Linked DNA regions of Homo sapiens: region 2 is linked to region 1. Evidence: chromatin loops called from intact Hi-C (ENCODE). Cell type or tissue: Calu3. All regions are shown on one strand. Links, peaks and the distances in the headings refer to the core of each region. The heading gives the core; the rest is flanking DNA. Region 1 overlaps LOC124904186 (a long non-coding RNA gene). Region 2 has its middle 28 kb from the start of LINC01767.

What was found. A loop is a pair of places that touch in the nucleus more often than their neighbours do. Peaks named below come from ENCODE experiments on the same cell type or tissue, not always from the same donor. Only the 100,000 strongest peaks of a DNase experiment are listed, where the experiment ranks them.
Region 2: it touches region 1 in a loop (6-fold over the local background); 3 of 110 quality-filtered maps call a loop at or near these places.

What each region holds. Positions count from the first base shown.
Region 1 is chr1:56,280,382-56,289,821 of GRCh38, forward strand. All of the region lies in intron 1 of LOC124904186 (a long non-coding RNA gene), which reads right to left. Among named protein-coding and RNA genes, the nearest start is that of LINC01767, 130 kb to the right of the region's middle. In Calu3, for the core only: no CTCF peak of the experiment used is centred there; DNase peaks (open chromatin) are centred at 4,770, 5,280 and 6,310.
Region 2 is chr1:56,382,192-56,391,631 of GRCh38, forward strand. No RefSeq gene overlaps it. Among named protein-coding and RNA genes, the nearest start is that of LINC01767, 28 kb to the right of the region's middle. In Calu3, for the core only: no CTCF peak of the experiment used is centred there; DNase peaks (open chromatin) are centred at 5,240, 7,820 and 8,200.

The DNA.
Region 1 (9,440 bases), core at 686-8,685:
AGAACACGTGGTGTTTGGTTTTTAGGCCTTGCGACAGTTTGCTGAGAATGATGGTTTCCAGCTTCATCCATGTCCCTACAAAGGACATGAACTCATCCTTTTTATGGCTGCATAGTATTCCATGGTGTATATGTGCCACATTTTCTTAATCCAGTCTATCATTGATGGACATTTGGGTTGGTTCCAAGTCTTTGCTATTGTGAATAGTGCCGCAACAAACATACGTGTGCATGTGTCTTTATAGCAGCATGACTTATAATCCTTTGGGTGTATACCCAGTAATGGGATTGCTGGGTCAAATGGTATTTCTACTTCTAGATCCCTGAGGAATCGCCACACTGTGTTCCGCAATGGTTGAACTAGTTTACAGTCCCACCAACAGTGTAAAAGTGTTCCTATTTCTCCACATCCTCTCCAGTACCTGTCATTTCCTGACTTTTTAATGATCGCCATTCTAACTGGTGTGAGATGATATCTCATTGTGGTTTTGATTTGCATTTCTCTGATGGCCAGTGATGGTGAGCATTTTTTCATGTGTCTGTTGGCTGCATAAATGTCTTCTTTTGAGAAGTGTCTGTTCATATCCTTCACCCACTTGTTGATGGGGTTGTTTGTTCTTTTCTTGTAAATTTGTTTGAGTTCTTTGTAGATTCTGGATATTAGCCCTTTGTCGGGTGAGTAGATTGCAAAAGTTTTCTCCCATTCTGTAGGTTGCCTGTTCACTCTGATGGTAGTTTCTTTTGCTGTGCAGAAGCTCTTTAGTTTAATTAGATCCCATTTGTCAATTTTGGCTTTTGTTGCCATTGCTTTTGGTGTTTGAGACATGAAGTCCTTGCCCATGCCTATGTCCTGAATGGTATTGCCTAGGTTTTCTTCTAGGGTTTTTATGGTTTTAGGTCTAACATTTAAGTCTTTGATCCATCTTGAATTAATTTTTGTATAAGGTGTAAGGAAGGGATCTAGTTTCAGCTTTCTACATATGGCTAGCCAGTTTTCCCAGCACCATTTGTTAAATAAGGAATCCTTTCCCCATTTCTTGTTTTTGTCAGGTTTGTCAAAGATCAGATGATTGTAGATGCATGGTATTATTTCTGAGGGCTCTGTTCTGTTCCATTGGTCTACATCTCTGTTTTGGTACCAGTATGATGCTGTTTTGGTTACTGCAGCCTTGTAGTATAGTTTGAAGTCAGGTAGCATGATGCCTCCAGCTTTTTTCTTTTGGCTTAGGATTGACTTGGCAATGCGGGCTCTTTTTTGGTTCCATATGAACTTTAAAGAAGTTTTTTCCAATTCTGTGAAGAAAGTCATTGGTAGCTTGATGGGGATGCATTGAATCTATAAATTACCTTGGGCAGTATGGCCATTTTCACGATATTGATTCTTCCTATCCATGAGCATGGAATGTTCTTCCATTTGTTTGTATCCTCTTTTATTTCGTTGAGCAGTGGTTTGTAGTTCTCCTTGAAGAGGTCCTTCACATCCCTTGTAAGTTGAATTCCTAGGTATTTTATTCTCTTTGAAGCAATGGAGAACGCACACATTTATTGATTACATTCACCATTTTATATGGATGAGGTTCATGGTGCCCCAAAATAACCAGAACAGTAACAGCAAAAATCACTGAGCACAGATTACCCTAAGAGATATAATAATAATAAACAAGTTTGAAATATTTTGAGAATTACCAAAATGTGACACAGACATGAAGTGAGCACATGCTACTGGAGAAATGGAACCATTAGACTTGGTTGCCATAAATCTGTGATTTGTACAAAATACAAAATCTGCAAAGTACACTAAAGCGAAGTGCAATAAAATGAGGTATGTCTATATACAATACATTATTATTGACTATAGTTACCATGTTGTGTAAAAGAATTATTCATTTTTAAGTGGCCAAAACAAAGTAATATCTTGACTGAGCTTCCAAGAATAACCCCCAGAAATACACAACTAAACTGGTACACCAAGAAGCAATGGCTTCTGCCACCATTGGAGGGCTATGGGGCTTGGAAATCAACACCACCTCTACTGCCATCACAACTAGTAAAAGGGATGTCCAATGTCCAGCTTCTCAATGCCACCATGTTAGAAACGGACACTAGAACCTTTGCTACATCTTCCAAAAAATAAATTGCAGCAATTTAAAGTCTTTGTGATTACGCATACTAGCAAAAACAGCAGAAGCAGCAAAGGCAAGGTCTCCGCCTCATGATAATCACTTGCACTTTCCAAACATCACATGCATGCTTTGTACAACCTTAGAACACGGTTTCCTGCACACTAGGGGATAAAAGGGTAAAATTCAATAAATGGACCCTGAGCAATAAAGACATCTGGAAAATATTGATTTTTACCTTTGCGTCCCCTAGTGTGCAGGAAACCATGTTCTATGGTGAGGGAGAAGGAAGTTGGGTGAACTAATTTGTAAAATTTGCCACAAACCAAGGGTGAGACTGATGAGTGATGGGCATACACAAATTCACCTGTTTAGTAGTACCAGACCGTTCTCCAGAACGACTGCACTACTCCCCACAGCAGTGCATGAGGGTTCCCACCTGCCTTTCCCTGATAACACATCACATCACACATCAAATTTCTTACCAATCTAGTTATAATGCCAGAGGAAAAAGTACCTTTTTAGTGTCCCATTAACCCATTGGAGTGATTGAACTTAATTTCTAATAATTTTGGAGAGTGCTTCTGACATGAGCTGCTACCAAATTAATTCACTTCAAGCCAGTATTTCTATTATGTATGTGAATTCCAGACTTAATATTTATATATTTATTTTATCATTATTATTTTTTGAGACAGAGTCTCACTCTGTCACCCAGGCTAGAGTACAGTGGCGCGATCTCGGCTCACTGCAATCTCTACCTCCTGAGTTCAAGCCATTCTCCTGCCTCAGCCTCCCAGGTAGCTGGGATTACAGGCCCGCACTACCACACCCAGCTAATTTTTATATTTTTAGTAGAGACGGGGTTTCACCATGTTAGCCAGGCTGGTCTCGATCTCCTGACCTCATGATCCGCCTGCCTCGGCCTCCCAAAGTTCTAGGATTACAGGCATGAGCCACCACGCCCAGCCAATATTTATCTTTTTAAAATTTTATCTAAGTAGTGTTAGTCCAGTGCTCCAGCCTATCAGGGTTATTTAAAAATCTTTATTATTTTTATTTTTTAATTTCCTCTTTCAATTTTGAAAGGATAGAAGGAAAGCAGAAGGATGTTCATTTTCTATTTTACACATGGAAAACTGAGGCATAACGAATCTAAGTAACTTGCTCAAGGCCACCCAGTGAGAGGGAGAAAAGACATGATGTGACCAGGTATGTCCGAAGCCAAAGCCTTTCACACACTTTCAGAATCATATCACACTTTGCAAAGCCATCCAGTGTATGGGTTATTTAAGGACTAATTTGGGCTGTTTTTAATTTTAACAATTAAAAACATTATTTTCAGAATTAGAATAGTCCCTTTTCTGGCCTTTGTAACTAAATCGTAATGAAAAACTACCAATCATGGCCTTACTAAAAAATGTTCAAGACCTCAAAAGTTATCATTGCAAAAATGATTTTCTCAAGTCAGGTGCAGTGACTCATGCCTGTAATCCCAGCATTTTGAGAGGCCAAGGCAAGAGGATTACTTGAGCCCAGGAGTTTGAGACCAGCCTGGGCAACATGGCAAAACCCCATCTCTACAAAAAATTAAAAAATTAGCCAGGCGTAGTGGCACACACCTGTGGTCCAAGCTACTTCAGAGACTGAGGTGGGAGGATTGCTTGACCCCAGGAGGTTGAGGCTGCAGTGAGCTATAATTATGCCACTACACTCTAGCCTGGGTGATAGAGCGAGATCCCATCTCAAAAAAAAAAAAAGATTTTTCTCATTAAAAATGGTTCAAGATGGGGGAAAAGAAACTGTTTTTCTTTGACATCCACACTTTTGCACCTGCTGTTCACTGGGAATCACCTTTTTTATTTTAATCCGGACGACGCTTACTCTTTCAACTCTCTATTCAAGTGTTTTGCCGGACCTGACTCATAAGATTCAAATATAGGTACTGTGACTCTTTTTGACCCCTATAAGTATAAGCTAGTGTGGGAAGAAACACAAAAACAAACACATAATATGAAATGGTTCATCTTATAATCACTTGTCATATCACAAAGTCACAAAGGGAACATAGAGGAAGAAGCAAGAATCATGAAAGGTTTGCAGAGGAAATGTCTTGATCCGGCTGTTGAAGAAGGAGCAAGAACTGCCAGGTAGACGAGACAGGTGGAGAATTTCAAGCAGGAAGAACAGCAACGGCAAAGGCAGGGAGCAATGACAGAGTGTCTTTCCCCTAAAAACATGATGCATTCTTCCCCTAAATTCAGTCAAATACAAGGTTTAAGAAATTTAATAAATCCAAACCTTGGAGGTCATCTGTGTCAAAAATATGTATTTTACTCACACAGAGACAAAAACTAGCTTCCTAACACCAATCATTCAGAAGTGCAGTAAGCAATAACTGTGTTTCCCCAAATTCCCTGATGATAGGAATTATCAGGGCCTCTTATTAAAAACACAGGTTCCTGGTCCTCCTAGAGCTTCTTATTCAATGGGTCTGGGATGAAGCCAGAAACTTGTAATATTTAACAAACACCCTCAGGAGATTCTCATCATCAGAGAATTTTGGCAAACAATGATCTTTGGGCCCTGATGTTCAGCACTCCTCCAACAACCCTTTGCAGAGGAGGGAGATTCCAGCACCGTGGTCAGCCTCCTGGTCAGTTAACAATTAAACCGTGGGAACTGTTGCCCTGGGTTATGCAAGGAGATCTTTTACTAAAGAATGTTGCTTGTACCACATTTTCGTCTATAGACCCAGAGCCTGACAACTTTCCTATGTTCTCCTCTAATCCCCTTAACAATCCTGCAAGGTAGATAGTTTCTGCATTTTACAGACATGGAAAACTGAAGCACAAGGGGTTCGGAAAAATTGTAAACTGTCATGTACCTTATAATAAGTAGCCGCATGGGAATTTGAATCAGGTCCATCTGAATCCAGGCCCAAGCTCTTCCCAGAATCCTAGCATCTGGAAGGGTCAATGGTAGATTTGGCCCTCCCACAGCCAATCTATACGAATGGCTAGCCATAGTTGAAATCTACAAGCCTCAACTTCAGGATCTTTTCCATTTTAGGTTGACCCTTCACTGACCTCCACTTCCTCCACCCCACCTGCTTCACCCCAAGAAGCCATCCTGTTTGTGCCTGGCCACTCTGTTGCAATTTTCCACCAGGATTATTTGTGGCTATAACAAGCAAGACCACGCCAACGTCTGGCATTAAAAGAAGTTTGAGCCTTCATTCCTGAGGTAATGAGACCATTTTTTTCAAGTTCCTTCCTCTAAAGTTCATGAACTTAATAAAAAATAAAATAAGGCCAGATCTATTACAGCCCAGATCTGTGCTGCAGGAAGCCAGAGCTGATTGGGTAAAGGCAGAGCCTGGATGAAAAAGAAAATGTACTTATGAACTAACTCTGTCTTTACCTTCCACTGAATCCAGAGAAAGCCACAGTGGGAGGCACCACCACCCACATCTGAGCTTCCTGGTTACACACCACAGGCAGCACTAACATTACAGGAGCAAAGCGGACCTTGATATAAAGATGTTTACAGCCTTGTCTCCCTTTTGGAAACTGAGCTTTGGAGAAACCTGACACTTGGCTCTTTAAAGTGAGGATTCACATCCATCCTACCCCTGTGTACACCAACCACCCAGAAGAGTGTGAAATACTCAGGAAATGAGTGGAAGGAGTCACCCCAGGCTATGCCCTCTTTAGCCTCTTGCTCCTCAGTGCCAGGGGCCATTGCCACATGTCTCTGCAGCTGCCCGGCTCATGACCCCACATTGGTTCTTGTCATCATTGCAAATGTCTCCCCCTCTAAGACCCTTAAAGTCCACCATTCCACTCTAGGATCTCAATTCCTAGCAGCTCACTCTCAAAACTAATGCTTTAAGGCCTGTTAAAGAAAAGTTATTCAGTGATACTTGTTAAAGATTGGTAAGGCAGACTTTATCCAGGACAATTACCATACGCATAGAGGGACCACTGCAATGGGAGGTTGCAGTAGGGTAGAGAGATTGGGCTCAACTCCTAATACAGCAGGGGCAAGTGGGAATTTATAGCCAGAAAGCAGGGTGGCAGTCATGCCACCTGATGGAAAATTGCTAAGATGGAAAATTGCTAAGCAGAAACATCAAGGGTAAGGGGGATTTCTGGCAAAACTGACCTAACAGGATTCTTGCTGAAGATAGACTACAGTGGTTAGTCATCACCTGGTGGTGCAGGATGAGGAACCTACCAGATATCAAGAGGGATCAGGTATTGAGGGCAGGGAGTTCTTTCAAAACTGACTTAGTAGCATTCTTGCTAAAACTAGATTTTATAACAAAGAGCACAGATAGGCCTAGGAGAAGGTTTAGAAGACTGATTAAAGTGTGGCCAAATGAAGACTCTCTGTTAGACCCCACTGGATCCTCCAGGACCTTCCCTGCCCACCAGCCTCCTGCTAGCATTCACACATCTATTCAGAAGACATATTCTGAGTGCCAGTCACTCTCCAGGCAGAAGACTCACCTTAAATAAGACCCATCCTTGCTTTTACAGACTGCCCTCACTCCCTCTCCAACCTAGGCCTTCCTCTCACCAGCCTACAGATCACTCATTCTGCACCACCCAGTCACTCATTTTCCCTGCTTTGGCTGCCAATTTTGCCTAGTAATGCTGCATTGCACCATAACAAAAGTAACAAACTTGTCTTAGCTTCAGTTTCTGCATCACAAGGTTGCAATGAGAAATACACAAGAAAAAGAATCTAAAACCCCTAGTACATTGTGTAATACAACTAGGCGTTCAATAGGTACCATCACCACTCACTCTGCTGTTTGAAATCAGGCAGACCTACATTTGAATCCCAGCAATCCATTTAATTGCTGTGCATCCTGAACCCCAGCCCCCTCATCTGTAAAATGAAAGCTAACCAATAGCCAACTCTTAAGGGTATAAAGAAGATTTAGAAACAAACATGCCAACAACCCATTAGTGATATTGTGATTTCCCCAAATGAAAATGGTATCTATGGGCTTTGGATCCTACTAATATTGCCTAACTTCTAGGTGATTTTGTCAACTGCAGCTACACCCTGTTGGATCAGAGGAGCCTGCTGATGACAGGTTTAAGACCTGCTAGGCTCCTAGAACTTGTGCAATTGCCTCCTAATTCTCAGCTAAGACCCCTGGGAAGATTGTCGAGATATTCAGAAAAAAAACACTCAGGAGCTCCCAAAGCCTGGGAAGTTTATGCAAGGGAAATGTAACATTTTTGTGTCTGAAGCTCAGTATTCCCAGGCCCCCAGACCCCATCCCAGATGTGGTGGGCAATCATGATGAGGAGTGTGTTGCATTTCCTATGAATTAAGCCATCGAGCCTGGAGAACAATGTCATCATTGATGGGAAAAGGTCGCTGAAATTCCAAGGACACTTGAGGCCTTTCACTGGGCTGAGACAGAGATGCCTAATATTAATCCTACGTAATACGAGTCTCTGACAACCCACTTTCTAATGGGCCTGCTAGTGGTTCAATTGACCATTCACTGTGATTCAGTGCATCCTCAAGGAAGTGCTTTGAAGCGGGGAAAACTCTAATTTTTTATCTGTGATCCAGCACTTGCCAAAATTTATTAGCAGAGGCCATTCTGATTCTTGGGGAGAAAGTGTTTTACTCCATTAGAGGTTTACTTAATTTGGGGGGATATGGTGGTTCAAACGCCAAGCACAGTGAAATCAATACTCTTTCATTTATTAAACACACATTTCGGGGCATAGAAACTAACAAATGCATAGGCTATTGCTGCTGCCCTACTGACAGTGTCTTCTGGCCTGTGACTTTGTATGGAGTGGCTATCTTTGTTTACACTCACTTTAGAGTGGTGCTCTAGAGTTCATTCATTTATTCAACAGATATTTAATGAGTGCTTCTCCTGTTTCAGGCACTACAGTGAAGGATAAAATGACAAGCAAGACACAGCCATTCTCTCTCCTTTATGCAGCTTATAAACTAATAAGGAAGTCAAACCATGGCTTATACTCATGACTACTAAGTGTAACAAGTGCATTGCTAGGGGAAGGCAGGACCCCATGAGGAAATATAGCCAGCACTCTAACCTGTAAGAGGAATTTTAGAGAATCTTTGAAGAGGATCTTTGGAGACACTGGCCTTTCAGCTGAGACTGGACAGAAGCTGAGTTAGCCAAGGGAAGGGAGAGCAGGGAGCAAGGGGCATAAAGGGAGCTCAAGGTAACTGGGTCCCAGAGGATGTGGAGTGAGTGGGGTGAGACGTGACTGCAGCAGAGCCAGGTTATGTGGGGAGGGCTGGCTGTTCCACTCACTTCCAACTTTCTACACCGCACAGTTTTCAGACGTCCTTCGGCTCCATGCTTTGCAATGTACAGTCCTCAGTGAGACCCTAGCCCTAACCCACCTTCCAGAGTCCCAGTCAAACCACAGCTTCTTCCCAGGAACCTATTTGTCAAGTTGAATAATTCAGACCACACTTACCCATATCTCCACAGTCCAATTATTGTGAATAGAAGAATCAGGGTGAATTGGGAATATGAAGGTGGCCTACTGATTGGGACCAATGGTGTAATGCTTAGGAAATGGTGAGGGGAAATTGAATCGCCCCACTGCTTTTTCTTCTCTGGCCAGGAAAATCGTCTCCGGGAGATTGGGGTACTATAAGTGAACGCTTCATTTTTCTAATTGAGTTCTCATTCCTTGGCTGGTATTGAACTCCATCCCAAAAACGGGGCTTTGAGGACACACAAAGAGTGAGAACATCACGAAAGGATAGGAACTTAACCAACATTATTTTCATTTCCAAAAATGAGAAAAAAGTAGTAGACACAGCAAACTTCAACAGTGGCTTTGACATTGGGACCAAGCAATGATGCAGATGAGGTGATCAAAGGGGAGGTCTGAGGATATCAGAGAAGGAAGCAGAAGTGACCAGGAGATGGCATAAATGTGCACAGAGCATGCCACAGCAAACTCACTCACCTGCTGCCTTTCTGTGAACAGTTATGGGTTGTCAGTTTAGTGGAAGTTCTTAGCTTCTCTGGGATTCAACAAAACATGTGCCAAACACTTCTTTAGAAATCCCTTAATACACATTCAACAAATAGATGCTAAATGGAATATGTCTGCAGAGTTGGGCCAGGATGTTATAAAAGCATAGAGAGGTGTTACCTACCCCTGCCTGTGGCAGGTCTGAAAGGCTTCCTGGAAGAGGTGACACCTGGGCATATAAAGTACACCATATGGCATATGGTATGGTACAGATTGAAAGAGTGTAGTGTAGCATGGTGCAAACTCACTTAACCCCA
Region 2 (9,440 bases), core at 680-8,679, 100 kb after region 1:
AGAAGAAAGAGGGAGGGATCTGTTTAAAGTTAGAAGGCCATTTTTTTTTATTTTTTATTTTTATTTTTGGCAAAACTGTAGCTGCAATGCTGGTCTCCTAATTCTTTTTAATTTTTTGGAGATGGAGTCTCACTCTGTCACCCAGGCTGGAGTGCAGTGGCAAGATCTCCGCTCACTGCAACTTCTGCCTCCCAGGTTAAAGCAATTCTCCTGCCTCAGCCTCCAGAGTAGGTGGGACTACAGGTGTGCGCCACCACACCTGGCTAATTTTTGTATTTTTAGTAGAGATGGGGTTTTACCATGTTGGCCAGGCTGATCTCGAACTCCTGATCTCAAGTGATCCACCCGCCTCAGCCTCCCAAAGTGCTGGGATTACAGGCATGAGCCACCACGCCCAGCCAGGTCTCCTAATTCTTGATTCTGGGCCCTTTCTCTATGACTCCACACATGCTTCAAATTCAGTGAATAACCTATTGAATATTTACTACATACTGGGCTCTAAATCACCACACCATTATAGAAGTGAAGTTTTAAAAGATTAAAACATACATACCTGCAGCATTTTTAAATGGAGGGCTTGGCTTGTTCAGAATCTTGAATATAATCATGGCCTCTGCAATATTCTGAACTCCTAAGAGCAGGGGAACTGCTTATTTATCTCGACATACCTAGTCGAGGAAATGGGCAGAGAGTAGACTACCAGTTAATGAAGGAATGCATCTTATGCTTGTTTGAGGATTGTTCAAACAATCCTGATATTGAGTGCAGATAGTTCCAAGCAGCTCTGCTTTCATGGTGGGACTCAACGGAGACTCTGCCGGTAGTGGGTGGGTGGCGATGATTGTTTTTCCCTGGCTGGTCAATTGCCTTTTCAGGTGGTCTTTATTAAGCCATCAATCTTTTAACCCTGACAGTCACTGTGACCCAGTGCAGCTCAGGAAAGGAATCTTTCTTAATTACTAGCCCTTTCTTGCTCCCTGGAGATCCTTGAGTACTGCACCAGCTGGAACTGATGGATGTAGTCTGGTTCTACCAGCAACTGAAGTATCTTATTTGCTCAAACCTGAGGGCTTAGCTTGCAATCCTGGCGCATTGAGAGGTGAGACTGGCAAGCCACCTACGTTTTATGTCTCCAGGAAAAGACCTCTTTGCTCCAGCATTTGGAGTGTTGCTGAGGGGTTAATAACACAGACTTCAGAGTCAGACCCATAGAGCTTGGATTTCCATCTCTGCTACTCACTGTGAAGCAAATGGCTTGACTCCCCTTGCTTTGATTTTTCTCATGGGTCGTAGGTTTCCCTCACCTGTGCCATGTTGAAATGCTACCAGCTTAGTCCTCGGGCCACTTCTCTGTTCTGTCTGTACTCATTTCCTTGGCGATCTTACCCATGGCCTTAAATATTATTTATATGACAAACACTAGTTATATGCAAAAGGCTTCCAAATGTTTAGCCCAGACCTCTCCCCAAAACCCTAAGCTCTGATATTTAAGTACATACCTAACATCTCAACTGGACCATTAACAGACATCTCAAATTTAACATGCCCCAACCAAACTCTTGATTCCTGCTCCACCCTGTGTTCCCCATCTTAGAAAATGGCAACTCCTATGCCACCAGTTACTCAGGTCTAAAACCATCATACTGTATTTACACCCCCACCTTCCAGTCCGTCAGCAAAGCCTGCCAGCTCTACCTTCCCCAACCTGACCTCTTCGTGCCACCCACCCCATTAGCACCGAGATCCACATTCCCATTATCCCTTGCTTAGATTACTACAACAGTCACCTCGCTGGTCTCCCTGCTTCCACACCCTCACCCTTAAAGACTTTTCTCATGCAGCAGCCATAGTGACACTTTGCAAAGTCAGATCATGTGTCACTTCTCTACTTCTTATTTCCCTCAGTAAAAGCTAAAGAACTCACAATGCCCTGCAGGGCCCTACTAAATATTTTCTCCCACAGCCAGTACTTCTTCTCTCACCTCTTCTCCCACTGCACTCCCTGTCACTCACTCCATCCCAACCACAATGCCCTCCTTGTGCCTCCAACCAGTGCGTTCCCACCTCCGAGCCCTTGCAGATGCAGGGCCTACTGCCCAGAGCGTGCCTCCGTGGGTTATCAGCATGGCTCACTCTCTCACTAATTTCAGGTCTCTGCTCGGATTTACACTACTGGAGGCCTCCTCTGATCTGCCTTTCACAGAAACAGATGGATCTGTATAATAGCAGCCTCCCCCGTTCTGCTCCGCTATCTTCCATGTCCTGCTCTCTCCTCCCTCATAATCTTACCACCCCTTGAAATAGTCATTCACTTACTTGTCACCTGTCTCCTTCAACCTGAATGTAAGCTCCATGAGAACAGGGGCTTTGCTCTGTTCACCAACATCTGTGCCTCCAACATTCTGAAATAGTGCCTCGCACGCAGGAGGTGCTTTATAAATATTTGTTGAATGAATAAATGAATCCATAAAATGGAGGGTAATAATTTATCTAGTAGGATGGCAGACAGATTAGATGGGATGGCCTGTGTAAATCATCTTGCATACTTTGTAGGCTATCCTTCTCCCAGAGGAGCTTCCAACACAACTGCAGGTCATGATCAGTGCTAGGGTGAAATCACCATTGCAACCCCTTATGTAATAAGAGCTGCCATATATGAGGTGCCTTCTTTGAGCCAGTTCCTGGACTAAGCTTTTACCTTCTCTCTACCATTTATTCCCATGGCAAATCTACAAAATAGGCATTATTATTTCTACTTTTACAGATACAGTAACTGAAGTTTGGAAAGATTGGAGAATCTAGAGTGGTTAAATGTATACAAACGAGTTTATCATATAATAAGCACATAAGTGTTCCATCCAAAATTCTGCCTCTGACAAGGAATTTAGGAGCTGGTGGCCTGCTGAGCCTCATTAGAACCCATCTATCCCTATAGACCAAATTTTTAAAAGGCTAAGAAGAAATGAAGGAGACATAAGAACAGAATGAGGCTCCCCTTTCATAAATTGAGCCTATGAAGAGAGCTGCCCTTGAAACTTTAATTTTTCAATAATGGAAGTCAATAATAGAAGTGTTGAGATCAGTCCGACATGAACTTTTTTTTATCACTTTTTTGGAGAATATCTACTAGATTACACAGATCTTCTTCAAAGAAGTCACGATGACTATGAGCACACACATGAGATTTATCTTGTGTTTGTCCTTCCAGATCTAGCCAAGTTGCCCTCTGCCAGTCAGAAGCACATGATAACAAATAGAGTCAGGTTTGAAAAAAGACACAGAAATAACTGTGGCCAACTGTGTGGCTTGGTTCAGATTCCATAAGGACTCCCATAGGACCTTGAAGATGTGACCCAAGGTCTCAAGTCTCTTAAGCAATTCTGAATAAGGAAGTGCAAACAACTACAAGATCAAAGGCATTTGAGCTGTGAGAGAGAGTGACAGGGAAATGGAAGGAAGGAAGAGCAAGAAATTCATGGTTAAGAGAAGAAAGCTCAAAAGAGACACTATTATATAGAGGTGTATGTGTGTTATATTTTCTATACAAAGAGGGAGAGAGTATACAATGAAATGTTAAAGGATTGTCTGAATGGTGGAAATATGGCTGATTTTTATTTCTTTGTCCTTATTTTTATTTTTTTCTGCAATGAACATACTTTATTTGTGTAATAAAAAGGAAAAAGAAGATATTAACCAGAGGATGGCAAGACTCACCACTTTCTGGACAGCACTGAAACAGGTTCCAAGTATTCTACCAATGACTCCTGCCTCCCCTCTGTTTGTTTAGGCTGGGGGTGGCCTTTCTTCCAGTTTTCTAGGCTCAAAAATCTCCTGGTCTGCAAGTTTACCCCCTCTTTGCCCCGTTATGTACTTCATTTATCCTAACATGCAAATGTTTGTTTTGAAAAAATTACACTCACCAAAAAGTTTTTTAAATCATGAAAGAGGGACCTCATGTGAGAGAAAATGATCAATCCCAATAATAAGTAAAAAGATGCAAATTAAAATTCACACAGTCTACCATATTTCCCTAATAAATTTAACAAAAAAATAAAAATAAAAACACACAATGCTGGCAAGGATGTAATTAAATTCATAGCCTCCTGCGTTGTTCAGGATACTATAAATGTGTTCAACCCTGTGGGAAAAGCAAATTGGCAATATGAATGAAGAGCCATGAAATTGGCCACTCTATTTCATTCAGTAATTCAACCTCAGGAAATGCATCTTTAAAACATAATAAGAGTTGCTGTCAAAGATTTCTGTCCCAAGATGTTCATATTAGCAGAAAAAAATAGTTCTAATATACCCACTTAATGAAATATTAAACCACCATTTAAAACTATAGTCATGAAGACAAGAAGCAATATGCTCCTGATATATATAAATGCACACCATGATTGTAATTACATATAAGTAGAGAGTAAAATAATCTAAAACACTCTCAAAGAAAACGCACCAACATAAATTGAATATAAGAGAACCGTAGAGATGGAAATCTTTTTTGAATTTTCTATAATGAGAGCATGTTTCTTTAAGGACTTTTTAAATCCATTTTAAAAGTAAATTGAGGTAGATGCATGCATTCTTTGCACGCACCTTCACCTGGCTGTGCCTCAGTTTCCTTACTTCCAGATACACATAAGAGCAGCTTCCACCTCAGGTGTGATGTGAGTACTGGACAAGTTAATTCATCTGATGTGTTAAATGAGCTCAGGCTTTAAAGCATTTAGAACAATGCCTGGCACATAGGAAATACTCAGTAAATGTTGATGGTTGTTGTTTCATGCCCTGTCCCTACCTTTCCCCTTCATTCTTCTACTATATCACAAGAATTTCTCTTCTCATGTATGTCCTTTAAGTACCCCCAACCTGGTCTGCCTCCAGACTCTGATTTATTACCTATCTTGACCACAATTTTCTAAAACAAATGAACAAACGAAAGTAAACACAAAAATTATTTCTTTATGTCTCACAAACCACCAACCTTTCCCAGTTTGGGGACACTATTCATACTCCTTTATGCTTCATGACTGGTGCTAAGCTTCCTTATAGACTTTGCATCACAAAGCCCCTTTTATGGTTGAAGAGCAAGTACTAATTTATCTTGAACACCTAAAATCATCTGGGAATGGGCCAACTATGCTGTTGACATGCATAGTGACATTTAATCCTTGCAACCACCTTGCAGTAGCTAAGTATTATGCTTATTTTAAAGAAGAGGAAACAAGCTGAGATAAATAATTTGCCCAAAGTCATATAGCTAGTAAATTACCAAATGGAGATTTGGATCCTATCCACCCCACACAAACCACCCCTGGGCCTGTCTCCTTCCCACTTCCTGCTCACTGGCTTGCCTCATGAATACACCTTCCAGCTTAGGACTTCAAACTCATCATTCAACAAACATACCATGCTTCATGCAAGGCCCACTTAGGTTATTGCCTCCTTCTGGAATGGCCTAAGCAAACACACACACACACATACACACATCTTTCCCCTCTACACACATGAGCATGCATGCACACACACACATACACACACACATATTTAATTATTAACCTCTCTTCTGAACACTGTTCCTCCTTCTAAGACAATTTATTTATTTTAAAATTAGCTTTATGACATAATTTAACGCAATAAAATTCACCAATTTTATGTACAATTCAATGAGTTTTGACAAATATGTACAATAATGTAACCACCAACACAAACAAGATATAGCACACTTTCCTCTCCCCCAAAAGTAACATCGATACTCTCTTACAGTGAATTCCCTACCATAGCCAGTCCCAGGCAACCATTCACCAATTTCAGCTGCTATGGTTTTGCCTTTTCCAGAAGTTCATCATTATTAGAATAATTTTGTGTCTGGTTGCCTTCCCTTAGCATCAGGTTTTTGTGATTCATCAATGCTGTTACAAGTATCAGCAGTTCCTTCCTTTTTATCACATTAAAATTGTTATCCAATTGTTCCAGCACCATTTAATTAAAAGGCCATCTTTCCCATTGTATGGATGCACTGAAATGTATTTAACCAATCACCAGGTGATGAGCATTTGGATTGTTTCCACTTTTGAGCTATTGTGAGTAAAACTGCCATGAGCACTCATATACAGATATTATTTTATTTTTCTATGCTTTCATTTTTCTCTTGAGTAAAAGCTCAGGACTGGGATTGCTAGGTCCTATGGTAAGTGTATGTTTAATTCTCAAAGAAACTGACAAATAGGTTCCAAAGTGCTGTACCATTCTCCATTAGCACTAGCAATGCATGGAAATTCCAGGTTCCACTTCTCTGCCAACCCTTGGTATTATTTGTCTTTTTATTTTTAACCACGCTAGGGTGCAATGGTATCTCATTGTGTTTTATTTTATTTTTTATTTGTATAAATTTATGGGGTACAAGTGTAATTTTGTTACATGCATAGATCATGTAGTGGTCAAGTCAGGGCCTTTAGGCTATTCATCACTCCAGTAACATAGATTGTACATTTCTTTGTCTGTTCTCACGCTGCTAATAAAAACATACCCAAGACTGGGTAATTTATAAAGGAAAGAGGTTTAATTGACTCACAGTTCCACATGGCTGGGGAGGCCTCACAATCACGGCGGAAGGCAAAGGAGGAGCAAAGTCACATCTTACATGGTGGCAGGCAAGAGGGCATATGCAGGGGAACTCCCCTTATAAAACCATCAGATCTTGTGAGACTTATTCACTACCATGAGAACAGCATGGGGAAAACCAACCCCATGATTCAATTACCTCCCACCAGGTCCCTCCCATGACATGTGGGGATTATTACAATTCAAGGTAAGATTTGAGGGCGGACACAGAGCCAAACCATATCAGTACCCATTAAGTAATTTCTCATTATCCACCCTCCTCCCACCTTCAGACCTTTCCCAGTCTCCAATGTCCATCATTCCACACTCTATGTCCATGTGTCTATATTATTTATCTCCTACTTACAAATGAGAACATGTGGTATTTGTCTTTCTGTGTCTGATTTGTTTCACTTAAGATAATGGCCTCCAGTTCCATCTGTGTTGTTGCAAAAGACATAATTTTATTCATTTTTATGGTTGAATAGTGTTCTACTGTGTATATATACCACATTTTCTTTATCCAATCATGCATTGGTGGATACTTAGGTTGATTCCATATATTTGCTATTGTGAACAGTGCTGCCATAAACATATGAGTACAGGAATCTCTAAGACAATTTAAACCCTTCCTCTTGCATGACCTCTTTCATCAAATTCCCACTATTTTAATAGATGGTTTACCTGCACACTTGCATCACACTTTTGGGGTTTTATTTGTGCACAACAGTACAATACAATAGGATGGTCACAAGGTTGACACTCAGTATTCAAGTCTCCATTCCACTATTTGCTGAAAGAATTTAAGAAAGTCCTTTCTGAGTCTCAAGTTCTTCACCTTAACAAAAAAGTAAATAATAATACTTAATGCCAGGGCAATCATGAGAGTTAATATGCAGATATGTGAGAACATATTTTTCATACTAGAAGGCTGAGAAAAGATTAGTTATTGTTATTAATATCAGTTACTATGAATTATCCAAACATTAAATTATTACTAACTTCCAGGCATTGAGCCCTTGAACTAAAAATTTCTGTTTGAATATGTATTCAAATATTTTTGAATGAGTCAATGCAGGTACTGAGATTCCTGAGTGGCTTGAAAGGCCAGCCAAGAGGTGACAGGCATGGTTCCACATTCAGGAAACTTGCAATCCCGCAGCTAAAACTCAGAGGTGCCCTAAGGAGAGTCAAACTCCCAGGAGAAAACAGGGAGGGTGGAGGGGAAGCATTTTATGGGAGTGAGAGTGGGCCCACAACCTCACTAAACCTGTTGTCCCAGATATGTGACTTCTTCCCTTGGGGCCCCAGTCTCTTCCTGTATAACCTGGTATTAATGACCAGGAAGTCCTCTAAGTACTCCCATTACCACCCCAAGCCTAGCAAAGTCTCCGGCACACAGTAGGTATCCAATAAATATTTGTTGAATAAATGAACTCTGATATTCTAGGATGCAATTTAAGATTAGATCCAGATATGTGGAGAGGAGAGAAAGAAAAGTTCTTCTGGAGAGGAAAAGGCCCACCAGCTTTAGGCTTTCAGGAAATGATTCTTGGTACAGGGGTAAGGGATAATCCTTTTCCCCTTTCCCACCGGATCCAGCCCAGGTTTTCTCTGAGACCCTGACTTTCTTAGGCAGGGAATGTTTAATTATTTGTCTGTGAGTCCGTACCCCAGCTGGATAGAGTTAATAAACCAGCCAGGTCTTTATCTTAACAAGAAGTCTTAGAATCAAATTCTCCCCTCATTAAAGGCCCAGAAATCTCCCTGACAGCAGTGGGAGTTTTGCAGGCAGCCTGAAAGTGGAATTTAGTCTCCTAGTGAATTCCTCCATGGGCACAAGCCTAGAGAAGTGGGAAGAATTATATCATTGGAAGGGAAGGAAGGAAAGAAGGGAGGGAGGGAGGAAGGAAGGAAGGGAGGGAGGGAGGGAGGGGAAAAAAGGAGGCAGGAAGAAAAGAAAAGAGGACAAGCCCACCCCCTTTTCCTTAAAACCCTAGCCTAGCACAGTGCCAGGTACCCTGGAAATGTCAGAAAATATGCCTGGATGTTGTGTAAACACGTCTCCTTAGAGCTTGAGGAAGACACTACACCCTGGAGTGTGAGTTGAATGGAGCTGACTGAGTGGCCAATTGTTTTGTTCTTTTATTTTTTTTAATTTACAAATAATAATTGCAAATATGTATGGCATACAGTGTGAAGTTTGATACATTTTTACATTGTAGAATGATCAAATCAGGCTAGTTAACGTATCCATCACCTCACATACTTACCCTTTCTTTGTGGTGAGAACATTTAAAATCTACTCCTTTTTAGCATGCCGCGTTATTCACAAAAGCCAAGATACGGAAACAACCTAAGTGGCCATCAATAAATAAATGGATGAAGAAAGTGTGGTATATGTACACAATGGTAAACTATTCAGCCTTAAAACAAAACAAAACAAAACAAAACAAAAAGAAGGAAATCCTGTCGTTTTCGAAAACGCAGATGAACCTGGAAGTCATCGTGCTAAGTGTACTATTCTTTACCTTAGTTACAGCTCCTGGGGCTTGCAGGGACCCAGTGAGATATCTCTGGGGTCAGGAGACTGCTGAGGCTGATTGGGTCCCAGGCACAGGCCAAACCAAAGCGACCAGAATTCAGGGTTGAGAGGAAACCCCAGTGGTGGCAAACAAAATAAAGATGATTTTCAGGGTCAAAGGGCAGGGCAAGTCCAGAAATTGAAACGGAAGCAATGGATTTGAAAGCAGCGTGAAACAAAAGTAGTATGGAAAATAGCACCGAATGGGTCATACCAAGTAGCTCAGATCCAACCCATGAAACGGAAGCAA